Regions from separate parts of the Mus musculus genome. Here region 2 is linked to region 1. Evidence: chromatin loops called from intact Hi-C (ENCODE). Cell type or tissue: heart. All regions are shown on one strand. Each heading gives the region's core, and the rest is flanking DNA. Links, peaks and the distances in the headings are about the cores only. Region 1 overlaps Txnrd3 (thioredoxin reductase 3). Region 2 has its middle 35 kb from the start of Aldh1l1.

Region 1 (15,118 bases), core at 6,288-11,287:
ATTAGATATACAGTTGATGTTAGACCTCGGTCGCCTGATATGACCTTCATAGGAGAAGCTACTACTAAAGGCCTTAAGATGACTCAAAATTTCAAATGTCTTAATTGTAGTGAGCAGGGTCATTTCAGAATAAACTGCAGAGAAAACCAAATTAATTCCAAAAAGGAGTCTATGCCTTCTGGAATAGGTAAAAGATATGGCAAAGGCCAACAGTGGGCTAGGGAATGTGGAACAACAGACAAATGGGGCAAAAACTCCCAGGGGGGACTTCTTGCAGGCCCCAATGCCAGACAGGAAGAGTTCTCTTCCTCAGGACAATTAAATAATCACCACTGCTCTAAAAACAGACATTGTGGGAGCAGATAACAAGGTAAATTCTACAAACAACTCAAAAGACCTAAAAAGAGGCCAAAAACAAATATTTTGGCAAACTTCTATAGAGGATCAAAGGCCCAAGCTTAGAATATTAGTAAACAATATTGAAATTGAAGGAATGGTCAACACTGGAGCAAATGTCACCATTATCTCTCCAAAATCATGGCTTGCAGATTGGCCATTTCAAAAAGTAGACATACAACAAAGAAAGCAAAGCACCAGATGGCTTAAATGTACAGAGCCTGAGGGTCAGATAGGAAAATTAAGGCCATCCGTGGCTAATATGCCTATAAACTTATGGGGAAGAGATATGTTACAACAGTGGAAAACACAAATCAATATCCCTTCAGTTTCAGAGGCTGGCCACAAAACTGGTCAGGCTCCTAATTTTTAAAAAAAATCAAATTAGTTAAGGAATGTTATCAAATACAGTTACAGACTAACCAGGCTGTCCATAAACATGATGCAGTAGGGGCTGACAATTCAGATTTACATCAAGGAGCCACTTAAAACACCAACAGCCTTACTACTAAAGTGGTTAGCTGACCAACCAAATTGGATTGATTAATGGTCCGTGACAAAAGAAAAACTACAGGCATTAGAACAGCTAGTCCAGGAACAGCTAAGACTCAGTATATAGAGGAGTCCACCAGCCCTTGGAATTCTGTGGTATTTGTCATTTAAAATGAAAGTATGGCAAATGAAGGATGTTGACAGATCTCAGAGCAATTAATGAGATTATTCAGCCAATGAGTTCCTTGCAGCCTGGAATCCCATTGGCTTCCTTGTTGCCTAAGGAATGGACTATCATAGTAATTGATCTAAAAGATTGTTTTTTGACAATTCTTCTACATGAACATGATAAAGAAAGGTTATATCCAGAATATGTTCCAACTGGTAATAAGGACACATGCTCCACTATGTTCATAGCAGCCTTATTTATAATAGCCAGAAGCTGAAAAGAACCCAGATGTCCCTCAACAGAAGAATGGTTACAGAAAATGTGGTACATTTATACAATGGAGCACTACTCAGCTATTAAAAATGATAAATTCACGAAATTCTTGGACAAATGGATGTATCTGAAGAATATCATCCTTAGTGCTTAGTGAGGTAACCCAATCACAGAAGAAGTCATTAGATCAATATACACTCATTGATATGTGGATATTAGCCCAGAAACTTAAAATACCCAAGATACAATTTGTAAAACACAAGAAAATCAAGAAGAGGGAAGACCAATGCCTGGATACTTCATTCCTCCTTAGAATAGGGAACAAAATACCCATGAAAGAATGACAGAGACAAAGTTTGGAGCTAAGACAAAAGGATGGACTATCTAAGACTATCCCACCCAGGGATCCATCCCATAATCAGCCACAAACCCAGACACTATTGCATATGCCAGCAAGATTTTGCTGAAGGGACTTTGATATAGCTGTCTAGTATGAGGTTATGCCAATGCCTGGCAAATACAGAAGTGGGTGCTCACAGTCATTTATAAGACGGAACACAGGGCATCCAATGGAGAAGCTAAAGAAAGTACCCAAGGAGCTGAGGGGATCTGCAACCCTATAGGTGGAACAACAATATGAACTAACCAGTACCCCCAGAGCTCGTGTCTCTAGCTGCATATGTAGCAGAAGATGGCCTAGTTGGCCATCACTGGAAAGAGATGCCCCTTGGTATTGCAAACTTTATATGCCCCAGTACAGGAGAATGCCAGGGCCAAGAAGTGGGAGTGGGTAAGTAGGGGAGCAGGGCAGGAAGGGTGGGCATAGGGAACTTTCGGGATAGCATTTGAAATGTAAATAAAGAAAATATCTAATAAAAAAGAATATCATTCTGAAAATTAATTAATTAATTAATTAATATTCAATTGCTAAACATAAAAAACACCATGTTAACAGCAAGGATTTAAAGAAATAATTTTTTGCCATTTGACAACAAGCCAAGTAAATTGTGACGCAATGTCATACTTGCTCATTATATAACCAAATTCCATTACCTACAGGAAGTAATCCTAAAGGTACCCAAAGAAATGAAGTTTGGCAAATGGATGTGTTTCATTTTACAGAGTTTGGTAAACTGAAATATCTTTTTTTTTTTCACTTTTCTCTTTTTTTTTTATTATTAGGTATTTTCCTCGTTTACATTTTCAATGCTATCCCAAAAGCTCCCCATACCCACCCCCCCAATCCCCTACCCACCCACTCCCCCTTTTTGGCCCTGGGGTTCCCCTGTACTGGGGCATATAAAGTTTGCAAGTCCAATGGGCCTCTCTTTGCAGTGATGGCCGACTAGGCCATCTTTTGATACATATGCAGCTAGAGTCAAGAGCTCCGGGGTACTGGTTAGTTCATAATGTTGTTCTACCTATAGGGTTGCAGTTCCCTTTAGCTCCTTGGGTACTTTCTCTAGCTCCTCCATTGGGGGCCGTGTGACCCATCCAATAGCTGACTGTGATCACCCACTTCTGTGTTTGCTAGGCCCCGGCATAGTCTCACAAGAGACAGCTATATCTGGGTCCTTTCAGCAAAATCTTGCTAGTGTATGCAATGGTGTCAGCGTTTGGAAGCTGAAATATCTTTAAAGGGGAGGGGAAGGGTAGGAAAATTAGATTTGGTTAGGCCTTAAGAAAGTCAAGCTAGCAACTGTTATTCAGTCTCTGATGCCTAGAAAGCTCAGGGCTTGACTGAAGTTCTGACTGGATCTGTCTGAAAGGTTGAATGAGGCAAGATGATTTTGACTCCTGGTATCATGGAATCCATGACACCAGGAGTCCAAACACGTCAATTCAGCATGTCTGAGGACGAATCTGACCAAAGCTGTACACTCTGTAATATACAAATCTCAAAAGAGAATTTAAGTACTGTGATGGTTTGTATATGCTCAGCCCAGGGTATGGCACTGTTGGGAGGCGTGGCTTTTTTGGAGTAGGTGTGGCTTTGTTCGTGTGGGATTTAATATCCTTGTCCTGGCTGCCTGGGAGTCAGCATTCTGCTAGCAGCCTTCAGATGAAGCTGTAGAACTCTGAGCTCCTCCTCCACCATGCCTGCCTGGATGCTGTCATGTTCCTGTCTTGATGATGATAAAAGATATTCTCTGAACCTATAAACCATCCCCAATTAAATGTTGTCCTTATAAGAGATGCTTTGGTCATGGTGCCTGTTCACAGCAGTAAAACCCTAAGACAAGTACCATTAAAATATCTGTATGGATTGTGTTATTCTGTGTAGGGTGCACACTAGTTAAGGATGAAATTCTGCTCCTTGTTTGAGCATGTGAAAGACAGGTGTCTTTTTATGAGCCAATTTTAATAATAACCAATCATAAAACAGTTAAAGCCATTTCATTATTAAAAAATCATTTGACTATGAGACATGTCTGCTCCTGACAGTACCTCCCCCCATCACAATTCAAAAAAGATATTGAGCATCATTACCTCCAGTTGGGCTTGATTATTGTGGCAAGGCTGCCACCTAGCTGACACAGGTCATCTACAGACAATACTGTCCAGAGAAGGACAATTTTTGCCGTATAGTTGACTATTAGCTTTGCTGAGACAGGATCAGTGGCCCTTCAACTTTTTGCATAATAAGTATGTCAGATAGATGATCCTTGACCAGAAGGCCTAAGACAGAAGCTCTTGGATTCTGAAAAATGGAGGACTGTCCAGGTAATCAACCATCTTTATAAATTGGTCAAGTTTCATAAGCTATGCCTTGTGCTTCCTATATTTTCAGTTAATATTTAGTCACTCTCGGATTTCTGATAGGGATAAAGACTAGTTTTAGTCTCATAATCAAACTCAAGTTGCATAAGATAGAGAAAGTTTATATAGTAGATAACATAGGTTTCTAGTGATATTACAGGCTAAAATTCTAAACATAATCCAATGATAGAGTCAATTCTTTCATTTAGGAAATATGGTAGACTACTTTATCTAAATTGACAAATTGATGGACTAGATGTCATTTGTACCTCATACTGTGTAGTTTGCTTAATAGTTATGGTTTTGTTCAATTTGTATCTGGGAGAAGAGCTTTTTTATAATCCCTTAGGTTGGAGTGGATGGTTCTGGCTATTTTATAAATTATAGATATGTTGTCATTTTGAGGGATATTGTGCAAATGTTGTAACTTTGGACAGGAAGAGGAAACAAGAGAACTTAGATTCAGGGATTTCTACCTTTCCTCTTCTCTGTGCTTCCTTCTTAGATAAAGGAGAGGGAGTTGTAAAGGAAAGTGGGGGATATAATAATATTATAGAAATTAGAGAAATAGAGATAGGATATTAAATTTACTCCTAAACAAAGCATTGTATAGCCATAATCTTACATTGGTAGAAACTTTTATACTTGATGCAAATTGGAAGTTTTAATTTCTTACATTGGTAAAGAATTTGTATGTATTAATACTGGTTTAAGGTTTTCATTGGTATAAAATTTTGTATATTAATACAAAATTTTAAATTAATATTATTGCTCGTAGATAGGCATTATGCCTATGCAACTCATATAAGAATACAAAGGCTGGGAGCTGCAGAAGTGGCTCATCAGTTAAGAGCACTGACTGCTCTTCCATAGGTCCTGAGTTCAAATCCCAGCAACCACATGGTTTCTCACAACCATCTGTAATGAGATGTGACACCCTCTTCTGGAGTGTCTGAAGACAGCTACAGTGTACTTACATACAATAAATAAAGAAATCTTTAAAAAAAAATAAAAAGAATGCAAAGGCTTAGACTCAGTCTCTTTAATAGCTGCTATTACAAACTGTTTAGGATGACTGTACTGGCTAATTTTGTGTCAACTTGACACAGGCTGGAGTTATCACAGAGAAAGGAGCTTCAGTTGAGGAAATGCCTCCACGAGATCCAGCTGTAAGGCATGTTCTCAATTAGTGATCAAGAGGGGAGGTCCCCTTGTGGGTGGTGCCATCTCTGGGCTGGTAGTCTTGGTTCTATAAGAGAGCAGGCTGAGCAAGCCAGGGGAGGCAAGCCAGTAAAAAACATCCCCCCATGGCCTCTGCATCAGCTCCTGCTTTCTGACCTGCTTGAGTTCCAGTCCTGACTTCCTCGGTGATGGACAGCAGTATGGAAGTGTAAGCTGAATAAAACCCAACTTGCTTCTTGGTCATGATGTTTGTGCAGGAATAGAAACCCTGACTAAGACAATGACTAAGTAATGTAAGTTAATAGTTAGATAGTGAAACTTATGGTCATATTAGATTCTAATTAACTACAACAAGTGTTTTCAAATAGTATTCAAATAGTGAATAGCTAAGCATAATGAATGTTTGACAATTACATTTAGATAGTCTTCAGAAGTTTCAGAGATCCACAGAATATAGAACTTAATATTATTTCATCACTGAAGATCATTTGACTATGAGACAGGTGTGATCCTGAGAGTGTCCCCATCCCACTTCAAGGAAGATATTGAGCATCATTGCCTCCAGGCTGAGTTGTTTCCATCTTGGCAAGGTAGCCCTGGGCAAGAATTGCCCTAATTCATCTGCAGACAAAAATACTGTCCAAAACAGGACAAACAGATGTGGCATAGTCAACTGCCTAGTTCTGCCAAGACAGGGTAAGCTAGTTCTTCATAATTCCTGTTTCATTAAAGGTCTGTCAGATGTTTCTGTGCCAGATGGCTGAAGATAGATGCTCCAACGTTGTAAGAAATTAGGGGACTGTCCAGGAAGTCACCTGTCACCACAAACTGTGTAGTTTTGGAAGTTGTACCTTTGCGCCTCCTACATCTTCAGGTAATATTTAATTTCTTCTCAGATCTCTGATGGGATGGAAGACTAGTTATAGTCTTATATCAAACTTAAGTGGTTTAGCACTAAGGAAGATAATCTAGATTTGTAAGGATAGATTTCAGATGGGAATACAAGTTAAAATCAACATAATTGAGGCACAGAACTATAAACATCTTAAGTTAGGAGAGATGATAGAGTACTTTATCTAAATTGACAAATATGAAGGGCTGGATGTTAAGTGTATGTCATATTTTATAATTTACAAAATTGTTAGGGTTATGTTCAATTTATATCTGAGAGAAAACAGCATTTTTATTGGACAAAAGGGGGGAATACGTTGTGAGTAGCCCTGATGCTGTTTGTATTCTGATGTTAATTCTGCTTCCTCAAGAGAGGCTGCTCCCTGACAAGCAGCTGATCATGTACTCAAGTGATCTTAGGTGAACCTTTTCCCCATTTTAACTGGTCAAATAAAGGCTAGAGGCTATGATTGGGCAGTGGAAGGAAAGCTGGGACAGGGGGTCTTGGGGCAGGTAGAAGGAGGAGGAGGACAAGGAAGGAGAGAGGACAAAGAGGGGGAAGCCAAGATGGAGCAGAGCCACCTGGCCAGGAGAACTGCAAGTAGCAAAGGGTCTCATAGCCGGGTGTGGTGGCGCACGCCTTTAATCCCAGCACTTGGGAGGCAGAGGCAGGCGGATTTCTGAGTTCGAGGCCAGCCTGATCTACAGAGTGAGTTGCAGGTCAGCCAGGGCTATACAGAGAAACACTGTCTCGAAAAAACCAACCCCCCCCCCAAAAAAAAATACAAGTAGGTGCAAAGGGTCTCATAGCTGGAGAATAAGTTAGTGTCGTGTTAGATCTGCCTAATGTAGGCTTATAGCTTATAAATATAACTGAATTGTGTGTTTTCTATATGGGCTTATTGGGGTTGAAAATGACGGCAACAGTCTAGATACACAAATGCACACACACACACACACACACACACATCACCCCAGCACTAGCCACTGCTGTCAGGATATTTAAAGGTAAGGAAAAGCTGAGAATCTGCTGCAGGACAGGGGAGCCTAGTGAGAGTGGAGTGCAGTGCTGCCCTGCACTGCACATAGAGGAAAAAGAAGAGACGGGTGGACCCAGGCAAAGTGACCCAGGGTTAAGAGTGGACCCAGGCAAAGTGACCCAGGGTTAAGAGTGGACCCAGGCAAAGTGACCCAGAGTCGGGAAAGAATAAAGAGGAAAGTTTAAATTCCATGATAAAAGTGAAAATAAAAACAAAATACTAAAGTCTAGGAATATTATAAAACCGGTGCTAATGAAAGTCGTGTGTGTGTGTGTGTGTGTGTGTGTGTCTGCACACAAGCCCTTTCCACCCATGGTACAGGACTTTGAGCTGTTAAAAATCACTGCTATCGTCAAGTTCTTTCTATAAGTGCGTGTGTGAACTTGTTGAGTGTGCTCTGCTGCTAGTAACTTCCAGGCCTAGAGTTCTCAGGAGGAAATTGAATCTGGTCCACCCTAAGATCCCAAACCACATGAGATCAGCTATTCTTGGGACTGGCTGCAGACATAATGTTGGCAGATTCGTTGCTAGCCCAGTCACTCTCCCATTTGCAACTTTTATTTGAGTCCAAGAAAGACATCTCCCATGACCAAGTGCAGGTTATGTTTTCAGCCAAACCAAGTTTACTACCAGGTCAGGAGCACATTTGAGTCGGTGCTTTGTCGCCACCTGCTGGAGCAAGGAGGGACGGCCACCTCAGTCCTGGCGCAGCAATAACCCTTGTGAATAAAAGGTGAGGAGTCTGCAGCAGCTGACCACACCCCCCAAACTCCCATGGGCTCAGTGAACCAGGCTCTAGGGCCTCAAATTCGGACTCCGCTATTGATTATTTCTGTGGTCTTGGCAAAGTGATTCGCCTCTCTTTTCCTGTTCACTGGAATTCTGTGGTTGTAACCTTCTTAAGTCGCTGTGAAGGCTAAGATGCTGTCACGCTTCCATTGTGAGTTGAAGGCTGCCTGTGCAGCTGAAAAGTAAGGCTGTGGGATCCACAGCTGCCTTGTGGTGCTATCATTGATCTAGAAATTCGTGTCCAATGCTCTTCTTTTGCCAGGTCCCCTAAATAGGTTGTTGTAGTTTCCCGCTCGTATTTGGTTGTGTATGTGATTTTAGGAAAACACAGATTACAGGGGAAGGTTTTGGGTTGGTTTGTGTGTGTGTGTGTGTGTGTTTGTTTGTTTGTTTGTTTGTTTGTTTGTTTTTTCTGAAAAGTACCCAGAGCTGCTAGGAGCCCTGACCTGGGTAAAGGAATGGATGAAGGAGAGACACACTTCACCACAGACAATGTCAGGGAAAGCACAGGAGGCGAGGCAGAGTGACGATAGGCCTCCCTGAGGAGGAAATGGGCAGAGACTAGGGGTTGTAAAATGTCATCGAGATTGATGGTGTCTCTTCTAGAAGCTGCATTCCCCATGTCCTTTGCAGGCCCTTGGGTTTCTTCCTTGGCCCTACAGAATATACGCTGCTCTCTGGTGCCACCGTGTGGTACAAAGGGGAATCCGCAGGAGGAGCCAGCAGGCTCAGGTCTTCAGGCTCCTGCGAAGTCTAGACCTCATTTAGGGATGCTGGACCCTTTGAAATGGTGACCATGAGAGGATGAGGCAGCCTAGAAGTCACAGAACCTGAACTTTCCCGGGCTCATCTGTGCTGGGGTGGTGGTCTGCTTAGGCAGGCTTGCTCTTGCTTCTCTCCTGGAACAGAGGTAAGGAGCGTCTAACCAGTGACATCCAATGGGGCTGCACCCTACATGAGCATGCAGAACGTAACTCCCTTCATTCTGCCCAGTTTTTAGCTTTATAGTCTTCTTCTGGCTGAGTTGGGTTCTGCCTAGATAACCTTGGGTAATTATCACTTCCATCCCACCAAGCCCAAGGCTTCATTAGGGGAAGGGGGGTTGCCTGGGACATCTTGGGACGTTAAAAGTCTAATCTGGAGCCTGTGGGTGTGTTAAAGAGGAAACTCACACGCATTGATAAGCGTCAAATCCAGCCAGACTGTGTGGCTGGAAGCTGGGAGAAACTGATTCACTATGACAGCTGTCCATCTTTAAAAACATCTAGGTTGGCCTGACACCCTTCAAATTAAGTACATTGAAATGATGTGTTAGCCAATGTTCACCTCATGTGACAGTCCTGAATGCATGGCTTTCACACCACATAGGATGACATATCTCTGTGGGTAAGGGCCCAGTGAGGCCCTTACAGATCCTGGTTCCACCCTGGCTCTCTTTCTCCAGGGGCCTGTGGTGAGAGCCAGTTTCCTCCAAGCCTATGGGGGTGGAAGTGGACAATGACAGGGCAAGCTAGACACGGGCACTAATTCGTAACTCATGCACCCTGCTCCTGGCAGAGCTTCTCTGGCAGAGGGAGAACCAACCCACACAAGGCCTTGAGAACAGGGAGACGGAGGCAGATTCAGCCCATGGCCTCAGCAACTGAGTAAGGCCCAGACATAACTGACTCCTTAGCCATCAGGGCCCTCGTTATTTTCAGATGTCAACTGGAACAGTAGGAGGCCCTGCTTTGTTGCTGGCAGAACACAGGCCAGAGCCACCCCTTGCCCCTCGTCCTTTAATATAGATGCCTTCCTGACTTTCATCGTTTATCACAAACAGTTCCAATACCAAGGAGACCCTGGTGGGCACTAAACAGAAGGAGAGCAGAGGATGTGGCTGGAACAGAGCTCAATCTCCAGAATCCACATAGTGGGAAGATATAAGTCATTTCCACGATAAGTGAACAAAAACAAATAAACAAATGCAATTAGAATGTATAATGAACACAATTAAAATTTAAATAGAGATTAGTATGACCTAATTTTTCTTCTATTATTAAAAAAATACAAATCCCATGTTCCTTTACTAGATGAGATAGCTTGGGTCCTGAAATGGTCACCAGGGTGGCCTCTGATTACTCCTTAGAAAGGGACACAGGGGATGGAGAGATGGTTCAATGATTAAGAGCACTGACTACTCTTCTATAGGTTCCGAGTTCAATTCCCAGCAACCACATGGTTTACTGAATAACATTCAGTAAAAGCCAGACAGGAACGACCAAGCTCTGAGAAACAGAGGACTTTAAACATGCCATATGGCCTGAAAGGTGGATGCTATATGAAAATATATGGGGAATCTGAAGAGAAAGATAAAATATAAGAGCCATGGCAGTTCTACCAGCGAAAACCCAATCTACACATACAATGCAACACCAGGGAAATCTGTGCAAGGCCTTTAGCAGCAGATGGGATGGGACAGGATACAATTGGGGGGGGGGTCCCTGGGGCCAAGTCAAGGTGGGAACAAGAGGAATCTGAGGTACACAAAATTAATTCCAGTGCATCCACACTGTTAGTCTACAAGCAGAAAATATATAACATATTTGAGGAAGATATGACTGAGAATTTTCCCATTAAGACATCAAGTCATGGATCCTAGAAGCTCAGTAAAGCCCAGAAAGGCTAAGAATGAAGAAACATCCACCATAAGTCCCCGTGTGACGCCCTGCTTGCCCAGGTTTCAGTTGCCCACCAACTGCAGTCTGAAAACATTAAATAGAAGACCAGAGATATACAGTTCATCTGAGCAGACTCCCACCCCACCCCATGGTCCCTCTCCCCCTCCCCCATCCAGGGATATGGAACCTTCCTTCATGCTGAGTATCCACAGTAGATTCCTCCTTCCCACTAATCAGATTGGCTGCTTGTTCTTAGTTGCACCTGGCTTACTACTGCAGTGGCCCTGGAGAGTCACTTGCCCAGAGCAGCTTCCTCCAGAGAGATCATTACTAATAAGGAAAGAAAAGTGCTGAGTGCCAGGTTGGCTGTGGTGACCTGAAAGAATGAATCCTCTACCCACAGAGCTGTGAAGAAGGCGCAGTGCTCTCATACCAACCACAGAGCAGATGTGATAAGACAGAAGCCTGCTTGGGATGAGAAAGGCCCTCTGTGTGTGCACAGGATGAGGTCTGGTCCCATCTGTGGATTCAGGTAGCCACTGGAAGCCCTGGGACAAGGCCCTTCCTTTCTGAGCAAGGGGGAGCTCCAGCTGATGTCTTAAGTATAGCTATGTAGTGATGCGAAAAGGCACATAGAAGGAACTCAACAAAGTGGCATGATGCATTCACAATGATAAAGGACAAGACGACCCGGAACTTAACCTTTACAGTGCTGATAGGAAACACAAGTCAAGCTGGATTCCCCTATTCAGCAAATGTCCTTCAGAAATGAAGATAAACATAGACCTCCACAGACCGATGAAAGCCAAGGACTAGGTCCCCACCCGGGAAAGCCAGATGGAAATCTGAATGAGCTCACACCAAGATGAACTGGTTGGTTGTTTTTCTCACTTACTCTATAAATGGGCAATTGCTTAATTCCCTAGATGTTAAACAGGAAAGCGTGAGTCCCAGAAGCTCTGTATGCTCTAAGAATACAGTTTGGGAGATAAGGAGATGGTTCAGTGGTTAAGAACATTGGCTGCTCTTCCAGAGGACCAGAGTTCTGTTCCCAGTACCCCATTGTGGCTCACAACTGTTTAACTCCAGCCACAAGAGATCCAGTGCCCTCTTCTGGCCTCTACAGGTACCAGACATGCATATGGTGCACAGACATACATGAACAAAATACTCACATACATAAAGTCAATAAAAAAGACGACCAGCTATGCACTAGTCAGTGTTTGCCTCGAGGGGGTGCATCCAATATGCTTACTCTTCACACAACTGGCTGCATGGCCTCTCTGACACTGCAGTGACCAGACAGAAGTGTACAACACCTAGCCAGCAACTGCAAAAGCACCACTGTGTGTTCCAGGATTAAATCCCTTCCTGAGAACACATTTGGTAAGCATTCTGAACTCACCATTCCCAAAGGGTAGCAGCCATGCACCACCTTTGAATTGGACAGAAGTGATCACAGGTAAGGGATCCTGGTGGCCTTGGGTCCAAGTGACCTGATACCCACAGCATCCCGCAGCAGTGCTTCCAATACGTGAGAGAACAGCCAGCAGTCCCAGAAGCTAATTCCTACGTGGGCCATTCTAGATACAATGACACCTGAGTGCAGTCTGTCCCTGGCACTGGGGTACAGGCGTCATGAGTCAGGACAGTCAGACCCCTCTACACAGACCCTGCTCCCTCCCCCTCCCCCTCCCCCACATACACACGTCTGCCCCTCTTTTCTCTCTCCATCTAGCCTATGTCTAGTCACACTAACTAGAAACAGACCTCTTTCCTTTGACCTCTACACATCTTCTTACCTGGTCAGGCCTGTCATTTGGTTGATAGTTCAGGCAGTGCTTGGAGAACTGGTTAGACATCAGTTGTGAAGTATGATTTCCCTATCACATGTGGTGCCAGTCAGCTCAGACTACCCAAGATAACGGATGTATAAAGAAGAAGGGCCACTGCTATGGTGGTGCATGCCTGCAATCCCAGCCTTTAGGAGGCTGAGGCAGGAGGATTTTGAGTTCCAGGAGAGCCTTATTTTAACACCAAGTAAGACTCTGCTTCAGAAAAAAAAAAAAATACAGGCATTTTTTTTTAATTTTAGTGTAATAGTTTTCAATGGATCATGACTTAACAAATCATGTTTAACGAATTAGATCACACAAATTGTAGTAAAATCTTTTTTAATAGTACCCTTAAGATAAACATGGAAAACCAATAGCAATACAAGGACATTTTTTTTCTCTTCTTTGTGATGCTCCGTTAGACTAGAGGCTGGGAGGAGAATGGCTCCACGGTTCTCCCCTCAGGAGCTATGCAAGGAGTGAGGCTTGAGTCAGGCTTCTGACAGCAGGTTATATTAGTGGGAGGCCAGTGCAGCCAATTGCTCTAACCTGGCTCCCCAAACACCACAGATCCATAAGTGCTACACTCTGGGCAACAAGCCTCTTTACAGTCAAGTCCACAACTGAAAGATAATCTCTTCATGGAAACAAAGTGAGGGGTCAAAGCACTAGCAACTGGGAAAGGGAGGTGGGCTCACTGTGCCATCTAAGGCCTCGTGGGGTGAAGTCGAGGCTGACGTGCAGAAGTCGGCCTTGGCTCACCTCTGCAGGTTCCGAGCCAAGGTGTCAAGGAAGCAGCCTGGCTGCTGCATGCCGTCAGCTGAGACTCCAGATGCTGCTGCTGCTGCTGGTCCTCTGCCGCCTTCTCGTCTCTATGCCAGGAGAAAGTCCGGCACTGGTCCCCAGTGCCCAAGCAGATGTCATGGGCACAGAGTGAGAGTGTGACAGGGAAACCCAACAGCAGCAGGGCTAGCCTCAGCAGCCTTTCTGAGTAATGTCCAGCCCTGAGGACTTTGTGATTTCCAATGTTGTGAATACCTGTTTGCAAAGAAAACAAGAGATGGCAACGTTACTGCTGCTTTAACAAGGACGTGCTCCAGCTGCACTGAGAGAACACATTGAGTTAGGTTGCTAATATAGAACATACTAGAATCAAAAATCTCTGATGTTGCATTTCAAAATTGTTTTGAAGCTAGGCTAGTTAAAGCCGTTGTACCTCACTGTGGGCTGGGGAGACTCTAACTGGGTAAAGAGCTGGCAATGTGAGGACCCAAGTTCAAGCCCTGAAAGCCATGTTGAATGTGCAGGTACATGCTTATAAAATCTCCATGTCATGGAGACGGAGATAGGTACATCCTGGGACTTGCTGGCCAGCAAGCTTAGGCTATCGGCAAGCTTCAGGTCAGTGTGACACCCTGTCTCCAAAAGAGGTAGACAGTACCTAAGGAATGACACGCAAGGCTGTGCCCTCGGCCTGCACGTGCACGCGCACACATATACACACACACACACACACACACACAGAGAGAGAGACACATGGATACACACAGACATACCCTCCTGTTCCTTACCTCACCACAGGTGGGGTGGATTCCAATGGTATCATCCAGTAGCTGCTTCGTGAGCCCACATTTCATTGCAGCTGCAAATCCCTGCGTGATTTCACCAGCATTTGGCCCCAGAAGGTGAAATCCCACCACACGTTCCTTTAATAGAGACAGAACACAGAATTCCCATAAGCTAAAGATCAGAATGAAAGTCTACTCCCTGTCATTCACAGCTAAAATATATAAGATCACCCACAGGAAAGGAACTGAGCAGTGAACAGCCTCTCAAAGGATCTGTCAAAGGACTCGGTAAATGTGTGGTAAGAACTCACACTCAAATTTACTAGCACACTCAATTTGCCTACCTACCGGTGATGGAGCTCATGGGTGGGTGTGACTTCTGAATTCCACTGAGACAGGGCCACACAAACATGGCACATATGAAATAAGGCCCTACACTGGTGTGATCCCAGGGGCTGTGATCTTAGGAGGAGGATTTGTGGGCTCCGTGAGCAGGTGCCTGCTCCTGACACTCAGTAGAGCTCAGGAATGGCTGGTGGAGGCCGTCAGCAAGGCAACACGCAGTGGGTGTCAGGGTCATGGGGGCCACAGGCTGTGGCTGGATCCTGGCCTCCATTCTGATCCACCGTGAACACAGAGGCAGGGACAGAGGGGACAGAGCCAGGTGCATGAGACATCCCTGCCTAGTGCCCTGGAACTTCTCTCTGAGGGCCTCCCCTCAGCACTCCATATGCGCCATACCACTGAAGAAACACACACAGACGTGCACTGTACACAGAGCACTGCACACAGTGCTGGATGGTAGCCAAAGTGTCAGGAGCCACAGTTGTAGACCATCCGTGTGAAACCATGGGCTCTGGGCAGCAGCTCCTCCTGCGTCCTAACAGGTGCAGCTGAGCTGAGAACCTGCTCCTGTGCCAGCCTCTGCAAACAGCTGAGAGCTCGCTCCTGCCCTGACTGCCATCTTTTAAAATGCCATTAAACCCAACTGGCAAGAATCCAAGCTGTATTTTAAAATCTTAGGGGGTCAGGCTGGAGGCGCAACGCAGGGCAGAGGGTGGAC
Region 2 (15,118 bases), core at 6,081-11,080, 840 kb before region 1:
CCTCCTGGCTCCTCCAGCAGAACAATTTGCTGTACTGAATCAATGAGGAGAAAACGCCTTAGAGATTTTGGAACTTAAACCCTTTCCACGGGGGACGCTAAGAAGGGGGTATTGCTGGTGTGGAAAGATAGATACTGTGTTGGTGAAAAAGAAAACAGACAAACGAAAAACACCGGACGGATGCTTAGCGATACGTGCAGAGATATTTTCATTTTCTGCTTATTTCTACAACTTTTAATTGCATAAACACACGCCTTCAGAGTGTCAATGTGGAAATCAGTTGGGCTACTCTCTCCTTTACTATGTATGGTAGAAACAGCAACCCTGCAATCCCTCTTTGTAAAAGACAGTTTGTACCACTGTGTGGACACACGGAGGCAGAGTGACCCCTCACCTTGTCTGTGCAAATAAAAAGTTACCATCTTTCCAGTGAGAATCATGGCCCAGGGTAAGGATGTATGAAAACAACAAAACAAAACCAGCACCACTCAGCAATTACATCAAGTACATGTAGGCACGCTAAACTCTATGGGACAAACCAGGCACATGAACTTACTGAGAGTACCAGACCAAACTCTATGGCCACCTTCCCAGGTCTGTGCAACCCACACACTGTCAGACAGTCAGGTGCCTGTGTCACAGGATCAATCAGGGGATGGTGGACTCTCCACCATGTTTCTTCAGCCCAGCACAAGCCCCCCTTGATGTGGCCACTTGACTGCCACTGCCATGTGGTGTGTCAACCTTATCTGGTCACCTACAGAGAAGGGCACACTTTAATGCCTACAACTGGTCTATCCCCTCCATTGCCATCTTGTGAATATTTATGAGAAATGGCATGCGTGCCCTAAAAGAGGCCATTGTCAGCAGCTACAATATGAAGAGACATCAGGGACCCTTGTTGAATTGCAGCCAATGAGATTAATATAGATTATAACTTACGTGATAAACTCTGCCGGGTGGTGGAAAGACATAAACGTGTCTGTATTAGCTGCTTTTCTGTTGCAATAATAAAGCAGCCATGCTCAGGCAGAGTTATAGAAGGAAGGGTTATTTGGTTTATAGTTTCAGAGGGGTAGAAATCCATCACAGTAGGAGAGTTTGGCAGCAGGTAGCAGACATGGCAGCTGGAGCAGGAGGCTGACAGCTCAGATCTTCAACCTCAATCGTAAAGCAGAGATGGTGAACAGGAGGTGGCATAAAGCTTTCTCAAAGCCCACTCCCAGTGGCACAGGTTTGTATTAGTCAGGGTTCACTAGGTGGACAGAACTTATAAAATTAATATATGTTATGTTATTTTATGTTACATTAGAATGGCTTACAGGCTGTGATCCAGCAAGCTCAACATTGACTGTCTACCAACAGAAGGTCCAAAGATCTAATATTGTTCAGTCCATAAGGCTGGATGTCTCAGCAGGTCTTTAGTATATACCAAAATCATGAAGAAGTGGGTCCTAATGCCAGTAAAGGAATGAACTTGCCAGTGAGAGCAAGCAGGCAGAGAGCAAAAGCCTCCTTCCTCCATGTCCTTTATATAGGCTGAGAGCAGAAGGTGCAGCTCAGATTCAAGGTGGATTTTCCCACCTTGAAGGGTTTAATTAAGAAAAATCCCTCACAAGTGTTCCCAGCCACTTGGGTTTTAGTTAGTTCTAGATGTAGTCATGTTGACAACCAAGAACAGCCAACCCAATCCTCCAGCAAGGCTGTACCACTCAAATCCCCTCACACAGAGCCACCAAACAGGGATGTTTTCAAATGTCCAAGCCTGTGGGGACATCCTCTTTCGAACCACGACAGTGGCCATCTGTGTTCCTGACAGAGCACACTCCTGACAAGTCGACTTATATTTCAGAACCCTATGTGCTACACCATCTCTGCACAGTGGTTTGCGCATGGCTGTAACTGTTTCCTGCTGACCCTCGGGGCTATGTGAACTTCAGATAAAGCCTCACACACACATTCAGTTTGCCTCCCGATGGAGCACTGTGCTATATGCCACCACCACCACAGGTGACAGCAACCCCACCGACAGGTTCCCACACCTCCAATCACCCATCCTTTTAAGCTGCTCCAGTTTTTATAAAAGTATCTGACCCAGCTCTATGTGAAAGCTGTGTTCAAGCTCTGTACTTGACTATTACAGTCTGTCTAGAACAGCCCTCTCTGCCTTTAGAAAAGGAGGAGTTGACTTGAGCAGAGATTAGTTTTCTTATAAAATGTCTCACATTCTCATCTGTTTTTCCAAATGGAAACACACACACCACACACACACACACACACACACACACACACACACACACACACACACGCGCGCGCGCGCGTGCTCTTATAGACTGAAAATTGGCTATTAAGGATTGAGTTCAGGTGAAGGATTTCTGGCAGAGACACTTCACAGGACTCTGATCTTTTCATGTCCTAGCAGAAGTATGCAATATGCCACTCCACTTGATCACACTAAGTGCAGTCACTCAGTTAAGGTGGTGACAGGCAGAACGCTTTCTTCCACAGAGAAGAATACAATACTCCTTTGGTACACATTGGCAAAGGAGATCTGTGTAGGTAACAAGACTGCCTACTATCAACACTCATCAATGCATATTTCCTTAAAAGTGTAGAGTGTCCATGAAGCAACACCACACAGCTGTTAAGAAGGCTTGAGTTGGGGTCTGAGAGCACTTCCTGCTTTGTCAAAGGACCAGAGTTCTGATCCCAGCACCCAGGTCAAGTTGCTAATAAATGCCTATTATTCTAGCTCAAGGGATTTAACGCCCCTTCTGAACTCCGTGGTACCTACACGCACACATGCACAGACACATACATAGGCACACACATAACAAAGTCTGAGCTCACAGGGCCATTTTGTAAAGGCTTTCCTAAGCAGAATAACAAAACCAGAACCCACTAGTGAAAAGATTGGTCGGTTTCACTGTTTGTTCCATTACCCCAGGAAAGCAAGGATTCAACAGAAGAGAAGTAATCAATAATGAAGACACTCTCTGAATAAAGGGTAGGAAACTTGGTGACCATCTTAGCTGACATTGATAAAATATCTGAACAAGCCCAGGTCTCCTCATACTAACACGAGTCACCCAGGACCTATGTACACATAGACAACCATGTCCTCTATACCATAGGGGCATTGGGAGAGCCTCACACTGACATCACACACAAAGGAGAGGGGCTGGAATGGCCTGTCTAAGGACAGGAATAAGCTGGAAGGGGTTATAGAACATTATATTAGAAATTCTAACCAGAGAAAGTAAACAAGAAGAAGAAATAAAAAGTGTCAGGATATAGCAAAGATAGAAGTAAAACAGAAGAAACTGAAAACAAACTAAGGTAGAAGAAAGAGGCAACAACTTCTGGGGAATAGAGCGTGCGTCTTTAATTCCAGCACAGGAGGCAGAGGCAAGAGGATTTCTGTGAGTTCGAGGTCAGCCTGGTCTACAGAGTGAGACTCTGTCTTGGAAGACGGAAAAGAGGAAGAGATGGCAAAATACTGCGTTCACAGGTGACAAGACTTTGCCTGGAAATCCCCCAAATTCACAAAAGCTAATGAACTCACCAATGCTTCAGGATACACAAGATTGACATGTGTTGTGGATTGTTGTCTGTTTTTTCTGCCCCACCCCACCCCCCCAAGGTCGTCTGTATTCAGGTGAGGTCAATTGAAATCTTCATTGGTCAGATAAGATTAAAGCCTGTGTTTGAACAGTGGAAGGAGGGGGCAGAGCTGAAAGTTTTAGAGAGAGGAGAGAGATGGGGACAGGGAGAGATGGAGATGGAGAGAAGATGGAGGAAAAAGATGAATCAGAACCACATGGCCTGAAATAGCCACAGCGGGCAATCGAGTAATGTAGGGCACATTTGCCCCATCTAGGTGTGCAGCTTGTATTTATAGCAATTGAGTTTCGTATTCTTTGTGTGGGCCTTTTGGGGGTTGAGGATTTACTGTTACAAATTTGGCTGGTAAATTACAAGCCTCTAGAGTTTTCGTTTTATGGGACTAAGGGGATCTGAGTGAGTGGTAGCCGAATTTCTGCAGGCTAGCCACCGGGGGTAGGTGATCTGGGAAGTGCTAGTGGCAGCCAGCTAGCTGCAGGAACCTCGGAGCCCTGCTGGTACATAGCTGGACATAATGTGGATTTATTTTGTATAATTACACACCACAGACATGTAAAATGATATTGTATTTCTAAATACCAGAAATGAAAATGTCATTAATCAATTAAGAAAACTCAGGGGAAATCTAACCAAAGAGGAGTGTTGGCAATTTCCTGTTGTGATAAAAGATCTGATAAAACAACTTTAGGAGGAAAGGGTGGGTGGGGAGGGGTGAGGGGGGTGGGGAGCAGTGGGGAGAGAAGTCAGCTCCTAGTAGATGGCAGGCAGCATTCTTCATTCCAGGCAAGAGTCAAAAATGGCCAAAATCCATCCATGGAAGCTGGCCTGGTATCTGTATGGTGGTTACAAGGGCAGGTGAAGACCAAAGCCACAAGTCCCCTTGAGGCTCAAGCCTTGGGACTTGCACAAGGCCCTGCTGGCACTTTCCGTATCACAGGCTGGCCTGACTTCAAACAACAGAGAAATAAATTCCAGCCTGTGACAGGCAGACAGCAAAGTCACATTGTGGATTGGAGCAGGCTCTGTGGGTGTGACTTCTTGGTCCCCATCTGCACCTCAAGCCGCTTCCCCTCTCTCTGGAAAAAAAAAAAAAGCCCTGCTCACTTTCTGTTTTCCACTCTAAGGAAAGCCCACCCGTAGCATCTCTGTGTTTACCTTGATGTCAGACAGGTCCTCAGAAACACTGCTGTTCAGAGACAAGAGTGCTTTAAGGCTGGTGGGTGTTCCTGATTTTGCAGAGGCAGAGGCAGAGGCAGAGGCAGAGGCAGAGGCAGAGGCAGAGGCAGAGGCAGAGGCAGAGGCAGAGGCAGAGGCAGAGGCAGAGGCAGAGGCAGAGGCAGAGGCAGAGGCAGAGGCAGAGGCAGGTGGATCTCTGCAGGTGGATCTTTGTGAACCCAAGGCCAGCCAGGTCTACATAGTGAGTTCCTGGCCAGACAGGGCTACATCCAGAGACCCTGTCTCATTAAAACAAAACAACTTTGTTGACTGCTGGTACAAGTGAGGGCAGCCTCATGCAGTAATATTGCTTCTGCTTCTGCTTCTGCTGCTATAAAATATAATGGTCAGATTGCCCTTTCAAACGTCTCATAAAAAAGGCATTTACGTTTAATCTACCTTAAAAAGACCCTACCTCAAAACAAAAGCCTTTAGAAAGGCACAGTGCACCTCCAAAAGAAGGGGCTTCAGAAGGCAGGTCAGGGCTGGGGAAGCCATGTGTGGCTTCTGGGTGCTAGCTTAGCATGCGCAGGACATGAAACAAACATGGTGAGATGCAAAGTGGCAAGTGTGGGCAACGAGGACATCTTGACTTTCTGGGATAGGAGGCATGGGGGGGGGGCGGGAGGAGCGGGCTGAAGAAAGGGAGGGAATGAGATAGGGGTTGACTCTAAGGCAGTGGGGAGGCGCGGCCTCTGGTTTTTCTTTTGGTTCAGGGGGAGGTCTGTGGGGACCTGTGGGGCAAGAAACTTCTCCCTAGTGGCCGATGTCTTGCTAGTAAGGTGGCTGACACATGGTGGTCTCTCCCCACATAGGAAACGTGGACTCTGAGCCTGGGGAAATATTTGGAGGGCTAAGCGGAGGAGAACAATCAAGACAGTGTCTCTGGGACAAGGAATGCCCACAGTCAGAGGCCAGGGGAAAGGCGCTGCCTTTGGGGCTGCAGATCTAGCACAGTACTCTGGCCTTGCTTCCACAGTTTTACTATAGCTTTTTCCCTCTGCTGCCTAGATCTTGTATTTTTGGGTAGAGCTCCGTACAGGCTGGATCAGTGTTGGAGAAGATGGATTCCTGGTCTGGGGAGGTACTCGGTGGACTGAGTTGAGGACAGCAGACTTCCACATGTTTCTGGCACAAAGAAACTGCACTGGCAGAGGAAACAGGAAGTTCCCAGCCTTTGGGGTCTGTAGGCCTATCTTGAGTCCCACATCCAGGCTTCCCGGGTAGTTTTTGAGCCTTCTTCTGGTACTCTCTAGCACATCAGTTCTGGAACCAGATCTTGATCTTGATCCATCAATCCAAATCCTTGAGGCAGAGGCAGAGGCAGAGGCAGAGGCAGAGGCAGAGGCAGAGGCAGAGGCAGAGGCAGAGGCAGAGGCAGAGGCAGAGGCAGAGGCAGAGGCAGAGGCAGAGGCAGAGGCAGAGGCAGAGGCAGAGGCAGAGGCAGAGGCAGAGGCAGAGGCAGAGGCAGAGGCAGAGGCAGAGGCAGAGGCAGAGGCAGAGGCAGAGGCAGAGGCAGAGGCAGAGGCAGAGGCAGGTGGATCTCTGCAGGTGGATCTTTGTGAACCCAAGGCCAGCCAGGTCTACATAGTGAGTTCCTGGCCAGACAGGGCTACATCCAGAGACCCTGTCTCATTAAAACAAAACAACTTTGTTGACTGCTGGTACAAGTGAGGGCAGCCTCATGCAGTAATATTGCTTCTGCTTCTGCTTCTGCTGCTGCTGCTGCTGCTGCTGCTGCTTCTGCTTCTTCTTCTTCTTCTTCTTCTTCTTCTTCTTCTTCTTCTTCTTCTTCTTCTTCTTCTTCTTCTTCTTCTTCTCCTTCTCCTTCTCCTTCTCCTTCTCCTTCTCCTTCTCCTTCTCCTTCTCCTCCTTCTCCTTTTCCTTCTCCTCTTCCTCCTCCTCCTCTTCTTCTTCTTCCTCCTCCTTCTTCTAGAAGTACATTTTCTTTTAATCTTTTTTTTAAAAGATTTTATTTATTTAAGTTTATGAGTACAGCTGGGCGTGGTGTTGCATGCCTTTAATCCCAGCACTCAGGAGGCAGAGGCAGGAAGATTTCTGAGTTTGAGGCCAGCCTGGTCTATAGAGTGAGTTCCAGGACAGCCAAAGCTACACAGAGAAACCCTGTCTCAAAAAACCAAAAAAAAAAAAAAAAAAAAAAAAAAGTATATGAGCACATTGTAACTATACTGATGGTTGTGAGCCATCATGTGGTTGCTGGGAATGAAGGTTGCTTGCTTGGCTAGCCCTCCTTGCTCCAGCCTAAAGATTTATTATTATATCTAAATACACTGTAGCTGTCTTCAGATCACTGTAGCTACACTAGAAGAAGGTGTCAGATCCCATTACAGATGGTTGTGAGCTACCATGTAGATGCTGGGATTTGAACTCAGGACCTTTGGAAGAGCAGTCAGTGCTCTTAACTGCTGAGCCATCTCTCCAGCCCTGTAATATTTCTTCTATAACTAGTGAAATGCATAAACATGTACACACACACACACACACACCAGAATGTACCCAAAGGCCAGGAGCTATCCTGTGCCTCAACCCCCACACAGTGGGAGGAGAAAAGCCACCACCTGGACATCTTTGCTTTTTTCTTAATCTCAATTTCCAAGACCAACCCACAGCTGGGAGAACACAATCCCTCCTTGCCCAAGAGGTCCACTCTCTGAATGAAGGCCCAGTAGGGACACTGCCAACACATAGTTCAGGACAGTGCCAGCCTCTGCTAGGTCTGCACCAGTCACACACTTCTCATGGAAAGACAGACAGAAGCTAGGGAACAGAGGAAGGGGCTTTTGTCACTGGCCACTGGCTGGCTCCTTCCCTGCCTTACTCAGATGTCCCCACATGACCGGGACAGATAGAGGATGATTCTGTTCTGCAGAGAGTAGCATGAACTCACCTTCCCTGCCTGATCTGTATGCAACATGCTGCTCCTTGGACGTGGCCTTTAGTACTATCAAAACACAGCCAATGGGAGCCACAGGGAGCTGTGCGGACTGCAGCTGACACCTCTACAGTCAACTTAAAAGGGAAAGCTCGGTGGCTCTTGTCGAGGACTCAGGTGTGATTCCATGGGTCCCAGGGGATCCAGTGCCCTCTTTTGACCTCTACTGACACTGCACACGCGTGGTACATAGACATACATGCAGACAAAAGCCAGACACATTAAAATAAAAACAAAAAAAAAAAAGAAAAGAAAAAGAAAAGAAAGAAAAACGAAGCAGACAAACATGAAGAGACGTGACTAGTAGGTAGCCGCTGATCATGACCACCAAATCTTCTGCAGTTCACATGACTGAGTTTCTGCATTCACAGGGCGGGCAGTGCAGGAGACATGGTCACACAAACATGGGAGTAACACACAGTACTATGACATCCATGTCCCCACTTGGGACGAGGACTTCCTAGTTCCACCATAACCTTACAGACCCTCAGTTGTACATGTGAAATGTAACTGGTGCTTCTCTACGCCATCTGCTTAGAGAGGGAGGGTCTCATCCCAGGGCTCTCCAAAGTGGCCTCCTAGTCACCATGTATCAGAGACCTCCCGGGATCCCACAGAACTGACCAGCAGGGGGCAGCATGGTGCCACAGAGGCCCTGAATCTATTGAAACCCTGTAGGGCAGATGGCAGTGCCCCAGGGTTCCAGCCTGAGATCTGAGCAGAGCCCAGGCTAGGCTGCTCAAAAGCCCCACAGAAGAGACCCAAGTGGCCGCACCCAGAGCTGCAGGCCTGCAAAGTCAACAAGGTTTGGTTTTTCTCCATGGCTGGATCAGGTCACTATTTACTTGGCTCCGCTGGGGACTGCAAGACCTTGTCCTATGAGCCACACCTATTTTTACCCAGCAGAGTCAGCCTCAGGGTGAGATCTGGGGCTGAGAGTTTCCATTGTTGCTCCAGGCTGTCTGTCTCTAGGTGAGAGCACTCAACCAGGGACCTCCTGACTCTCCTGCTGCTCCTCTCCTCTCCTCTCCCTCCTCTCCTCTCTATGCCATTCCCCTCCTTTTCTTCTTCTTTCTGTCTGTCTTTTTCCCCCCCTTAATCTGCCCCTCCCTTCCCACTCCTGGCCCCTGGTCCCTAGGACCTGTACTGCCTGGTAAAAATACACCTTCCCTCTGAACCTCAAACTCTCTCCTTTGGGGTGTTTGATTTTGACACAGCTCAATGTGCCAGTGAGGCAAAGCCTCTGTGGGCCCTCCCTGGGACCCTTCATCTCTGTTGCACAATGGAGACTGGCTTGCATCATCAGAGAGGCCTGGCCAGTGCACACTCAGCATATCATGGAGCCAGCCTGATGCCTCTCAAGGACCTGCCCTCTGGCAGGGCTGTGAGGGATATGAAGGGTGCTGACCTGCAGAGACCCCCTGTCAGGAGCAAAGCCTAAGTTATCTGATTGATCCTAACAGGAGGATCAGGTTTTGGCCTCCTCCTCCTCCATTCTCTCCCTCTGTCTATTCAAGCTAGACCACCAGTCTTTGGAAAGCTTTTCAGAGTAGGGGGTTCCCAGGCCTTTTCTCTGCCCTTCCAGAGACCCAAGTTGAGCAACCTCAAATCCAGGACTCCTGGCTGGGCAGAGTAGCTTCGGGGTACTGGGGAACCTTGGCAGCTGACACCGAGGTCCACTCAGGGCTGCATTAGAAGTGAAACAGAGGACAAAGAAAATGAAAATGATCAAATTTAAGATCTCAACCTTTGGGGGCTGGAGAAATGTCTCAGCAGTTGAGAGCCTGGCTGCTCTTCCAGAAGACCTGAGTTTGATTTTCAGCATATACACGGTGGCTTACAACAGTCTATAACTCCAGTTTTAAGGGATCTAAGGCCCTCTTCTGGCATGTTTGAGCTCTGCACACCTGTGGTGTATATCCATACTTGCAGGCAACACATTCATACACATAAAGAATCTAAAAATAAACCTCAAAACAAAACAAAAAAGCCTTAGCCCTTGGGTAGCTGTACAATTCACGGATGAATTTTGAAGTCAAAAAAGTGAACACAAAATTTTAATGAGATTTATTGTCCCCATTAACCTCTTTCCATCTCCCACTTTAAGCAAGGTCTCAGATAGATCTGGGCTTGTCACCCCTTTCCTGGACCTGTGTCTCAGATGGCTTCCCCAGCACCTGGGTGAGCTCCACCAATGTCAGATGACCTCTGGCCCCTGCAGGCTACACCTTCTCTCCACGTGGGTCACCTTGTCAGCCTACCCTCTCTGAACTGTGGCTTTGCTCTTTTGCATGAAAACCACTTCTGACTCCTATGGAAGATAGAAGATAATGTCCTAACCCAACCCAGTGAATAAATTTGCCACATGACAGGAATCCCAAGACTACGAGTTCAGTTAGAGCTAGTCAGGGGACTGGAGGTAAGAGGATTGTCCTGGTTTATCTGGGTGAGCCCTTGTTATGTCACTAGCGTCCTCTCTATGACACAGACTTAGCCAGTCTGTAGGAATGGTCTGGGGTAAGGCTTAACTGGCCACAGCTGGCTGTGAAGATGGAGGGAGGGGCCGAGAAGCTGGGGGAGGACAGGCAATAGATAGTAAACCTTTCAGACAATTTGATTTCAGATGCTGCTGCACACTGCCAAGCCCAGAACTATGTAAGAATTAAGTTTATATTGCTCTAAGACACTGTATTGCTGATAATCTGATTTAATAGTCTGCCAAATGTCTTTTCTGTTACCCTTTTCATTGCTATGACCCAACAAGAAGTAATGGGATGGGGAGGGAGGGTTGTTTTGGTTGGTAGGGGTGGGCTAAAGTGGGCAGAGGTTTAGGCTGTAGGGAGGGTGAGGGGAGCTTGTTTGGGCTGTGAGGAGGGAGAGGCTTATCCTCGATCCTGGTTTTGGAGTTGTCAATGCATGGTTGAGCAGCTGTGCTGTTTTGGGCCTATGCTAAGATGTCACAGCACAGCAGTCCTGTGTGATGAAGCCTATACTCACGTTACAATGGAAGCCTCCACAACCCTCTCCCTCAGTTAGCAGGACATGTGAGGACTGAGAGTTTATAAAGGAGCCCGTGGGGACATTCTAAACCCCAGTGTGGACACGAGCGACTAATATACTCTCAACTTTGCAGAGGAGGAAGCTAAGGCTCAAGAGAGAGTGGGGAAGGTCTGCAGAGTATAGAGCACCGGGGTGGCAGGGTTTCATGGAAACTGTGGCCAGGGTGATGGTGCACAGGTCATCTGAGCACACTAGGTCTGGGTTCAGTCTTGCACCACATGGGCCTGAACTGGAAGAAGTCACAGTTTTACCAATCCCCAGGCAAAACTCAACCCCAGTGGCATAAAGCTCCTATAAATAACAAACTTAACGGATGGGTTCAGGAAGAAACTGCACTTCTTAGTCTGAGATTCCTGAAAAGATCCATGCTCCTGGCAGCCATACTACCACTGGTGCTAGACTTTCCCCAACTTCCTCCCAGAACTTTACCATTCTCTAGCCCACCTCCTGCTGCAATATTTTCATTTACATTTCAAATGTTTTCCATTTTCCCAGTCCCACCCCTCAAACCCCCTATCCCAATCCCCCTCCCCCTGCTTCAATGAGGGTGTGCCTCCATCCACCCACCCACTTGCATCTCCCTGCCCTGGCATTCCCCTACACTGGGGCATTGGGCCTTCACAGGACCAAGGGCCTGGTGCGCAACAAGGCCCTACTCTGCTACATATGCAGCTGGAGCCATGTGTACTCTTTGGTTGGTGGTTTAGTACCTGGGAGTTCTGGGGGGGTCTGATTGGTTGACACTGTTGTTCTTCCTATGGGGTTGCAAACCCTTTTAGCTCCTTCAGTCCTTCCCCTAACTCCTCCATTGGGGATCCCATGCTCAGTCCAATGGTTGGCTGCAAGCATCCATCTCTGTATGTGTTAGGCTCTGGCAGAACCTCTCAGGAGACAGCCATATCAGGCTCATGTCAGCATGTACTTCTTGGCATCCACAATAGCGTCTGGGTTTGGTGACTGTGTATGGGATGAATCCCCAAGTGGGGAGTCTCTGGATGGCCTTTCCTTCAGTCTCTGCTCCACACTTTGTCTCTGTATTTCCTCCCATGAGTATTTTGTTCCTCCTTCTAAGAAGGACTGAAACATTCACACTTAGGTCTTCCTTCTTCTTGAGCTTCATGTGGTCTGTGAATTATATTTTGGGTATATTCTGAGCTTTTGGGCTAACATCCACTTATCAGTGAATGTATACCATGTTTGTTCTTTTGTGATGGGGTTACCTCACTCAGGATGATATTTTCTAGTTCCATCCATTTGCCTAAGAATTTCATGAAGTCACCATTTGTAATAGCTGAGTAGTACTCCATTGTGTATATTTAGGCTCTAGGCTCATAGGATCTACCCTGTGACTTTGGACAGTAGAGAGGAGTCTGTAGCAGTAGGGTCACCTTAGAAGCTGGAGCTGTAGGGACCTGACTCACCTCACAGGGAAGCTACTACTTTTAGGAGGCCCTGTCATTCCCTAGGGTATGAGGTTGCAAAGGGTAGATCCAGAATCTTCAGTCATGGACAGGCTTGGACAAACGGAGCTAGAGGCACTGGGGTTCTTTTGCAGGGAACGGTCACCTTCAAGTGTGCCTTTTGCCCCTGATTCCTGGGAAAAGGAGGTGGTGGTGATAGAAAGAATCTAGAGCTCTTCCTAGGGTCGAAACTGCCTCCTAAGGAGAGCCAATGCCAGTCAACTAGGACTTCATTCATGCTTGGAGGTGGGGGAACATGTCCCAGATAGCCACTCCTACCTTCCAGGATAGCACCCTTCATCTCAGATGTAGGGAGAATAGGGCTTGCTAGATGGCTCTTCTAGTAAAGGTGCTTGCCACCAAGCTTTATGACTTGAGTTCAACCCCATGGACTGATGTAGTGGGAATAGAAAAATCAACCGGAGCCCTGACTCCTGCAACTGCATCAAGGCATGCATGACCTCCCCCCATGTCTATGTAGGAGGGGAAGTAGAGGTAATAGTACTTTAAACTGACATGCTTCTATGTGTGCAGATGATGGATACTGGACATGTGCAATGGCATGACATTTGCTCAGGGTTCCTATGTCTTCCTGTGCACTTTCTGTCATCTCTAGGTAATGTGCATGCTCTATAGACACTTGCTGTGCTAGATTAGGTACAGAATGATGAGAATTTCAAATCAGTTGCAATTTCCCCTAAATATTTTCAATCTCTGGTTCATTGACTGCATGGATATAGAATCTATGAACACAGAGGCCCAACTGTATCCATGACTGTGTTCCTCAGGGACTAGTTAGATGTGAACTTTGGAGCAGAGAGAAGATGACTGGGCAGGGTGAGATTTTGGTTGACACTCAGAAATTCCACAAGGCCTGGACCACAGTGTCTTGTGGAAGATGTGCTGGGTCCTCTCTCACGATTGCTGGGAGTTTCTGAGAGCAGCCTCGGCTTAACTGTGCCCACCTCTCTTAGAACACATTTTAGCCCTTCCACTTAACACTCTGAACTCAGCCTAACATGCTATGACCTTTGACTTTGCTTATGAAAAGACAGACACAAATGCAGAGACAGATGATAGGAGACAATTGTCCTAGCTTAAGCCAGGAGACCCAAGGATAGAGGGCTGAAGGAAGTGTGCCAGGGTCCAACAGGGAGCTGCACCTAAGCCAGCAACTGGATGTCCACTAGAAGAGACAAAGATGATAGTCCTGTTAATGGGAGGCACAGGTGACTCAGGATGGTGTCTAAGTCCTGTGGAGGGTGGGGATTCTGTGCTCTGTGGGAATGTGAGGCTGTGAGCCTTCTTCCATTGTAACTTTGAAGCCTACTGGGCAATCCATCTCATTTAAGAGGAACCCAGGAGGTTTCTTTCCACTCAATCTGCTTCCCTTTCATTCTATTTCAAGCACACATGAAGTTCTGTGTCCAAGAGTAGTTGGTGCAGGTAGGGTAGGCTCCCGGAGGGAATCAATGGCTTTCCTCCGGCAAGGACTTCTAATGTCCCACAGGAAAGACTGTATCATCCTGATGAGGCTGGGAAGGGTGTGGGGCAGAGCCAATGGGAGAGCTTGTGAGAAAGAGGCTCAGCCATATAAACCTCTGAAGAGTTAGAAGGTGTGAACGCAGGTACCAGCCCACTTCTAAAGGAAAAGAGAGGGGGCTGGAGATGCAGCTCAGAGGGAGAAGACAAATTTAATGCACAGAAAACCCCGAGGTTCAAACTCTAGAACAGGCAGGAAGTAAAAAGATGGAAATCAGGATTTGTGTATAAAATAGGAAGTTTTAAAGTTGCTGTAATACCACAATAAAGCTGCAAGCTGGATGCCGAGACACACCAAGTCTTAACTAAATGCAGTACCTGCTATGTCTGATCTGTCAGAGACACTCAGTAAAGAATTCCTAGAGGAATGGATGGATGGATGGATAGATGGATGGATGAGTGAGTGAATGAATGAAAGGCCTGGCAGGACGCCCTGACTCCCGTGGAGCCAGGAGGCCTGTGTTTACTCCATACCCTGCAGGAGAACACAGTGTCCACAGGGAGTATGCTGTAGAGGTGCTGAATTGGCGTGAACACCAGGGCTGGCCAGCAGCCATCCTGGAGCCAGGGTGGAGGAGGTCAGTCCAGCTAGTCAGACCCAGGGGCTGGCTCAGTTGTCATTCCACGACTCTAGGCAACGACTTCTAGTCTATGAAACAAACACACAAACCAAGGACCTGAGGAGGAAGCCTGTGGCCATGCCATCAACACTCTCTGCGCAGCTTTCTCTGCACATACCCTCAGTAAAAGGCTCAGGTCTGAGAAGATAGGCTGGACACCCAATGCTGTGCCAAAGAGAGAAGTCAGTATCCGTCATCCTGGGGGCAGGGTTGTCATTTCAGGACATCAGACCCTCTGTGGACCCACCTATCCACTAAGAAGATACAAGCAGTGGGGTTTGTCTATAGGGGAGTTCCTGTTGTACATGCCTGTGGGTGCCCACTGTGCCTTGGACATACACCCCCCTGTGATGTGGATATACAGCCTGTAGCAGGTGTGAACCCCACCGTACTGTCAGAGGGTCTATGACATGCTTCTAGTTAGTAGGTGCAAGACCCTGAGTATACACCCTGGCATATGCAAATGTTTGTGCAGGATATGGTGTTGGTGGGCCTGAGAGTGTCTATTATATCACCTGCTGTGTTCTTAGACCCTGTATGTGCCCTACTGTAAATGGTCTGTGGCCCAGGCCCATATAGCATACCATGGTGCTATGGGGGCTCCTGGCCTGGCTCACTTCTCTCCCAGGTGTCTGCCCCAAGTA

Evidence for each region. A loop is a pair of places that touch in the nucleus more often than their neighbours do. Peaks named below come from ENCODE experiments on the same cell type or tissue, not always from the same donor. Only the 100,000 strongest peaks of a DNase experiment are listed, where the experiment ranks them.
Region 2: it touches region 1 in a loop (3-fold over the local background); 5 of 42 quality-filtered maps call a loop at or near these places.

The regions. Positions count from the first base shown.
Region 1 is chr6:89,673,136-89,688,253 of GRCm38, reverse strand. Txnrd3 (thioredoxin reductase 3) reads right to left here. Exons shown (of 16, transcript NM_001178058.1): 15 at 14,059-14,193; 16 at 12,725-13,525. The coding sequence ends at 13,457. Among named protein-coding and RNA genes, the nearest start is that of Vmn1r40, 34 kb to the left of the region's middle. In heart, for the core only: CTCF peaks have their summits at 7,879 (motif pointing left) and 8,686 (motif pointing left); a DNase peak (open chromatin) is centred at 7,883.
Region 2 is chr6:90,508,541-90,523,658 of GRCm38, reverse strand. No RefSeq gene overlaps it. Among named protein-coding and RNA genes, the nearest start is that of Aldh1l1, 35 kb to the left of the region's middle. In heart, for the core only: a CTCF peak has its summit at 8,427 (motif pointing right); DNase peaks (open chromatin) are centred at 8,468 and 9,088; H3K27ac peaks cover 326 bases.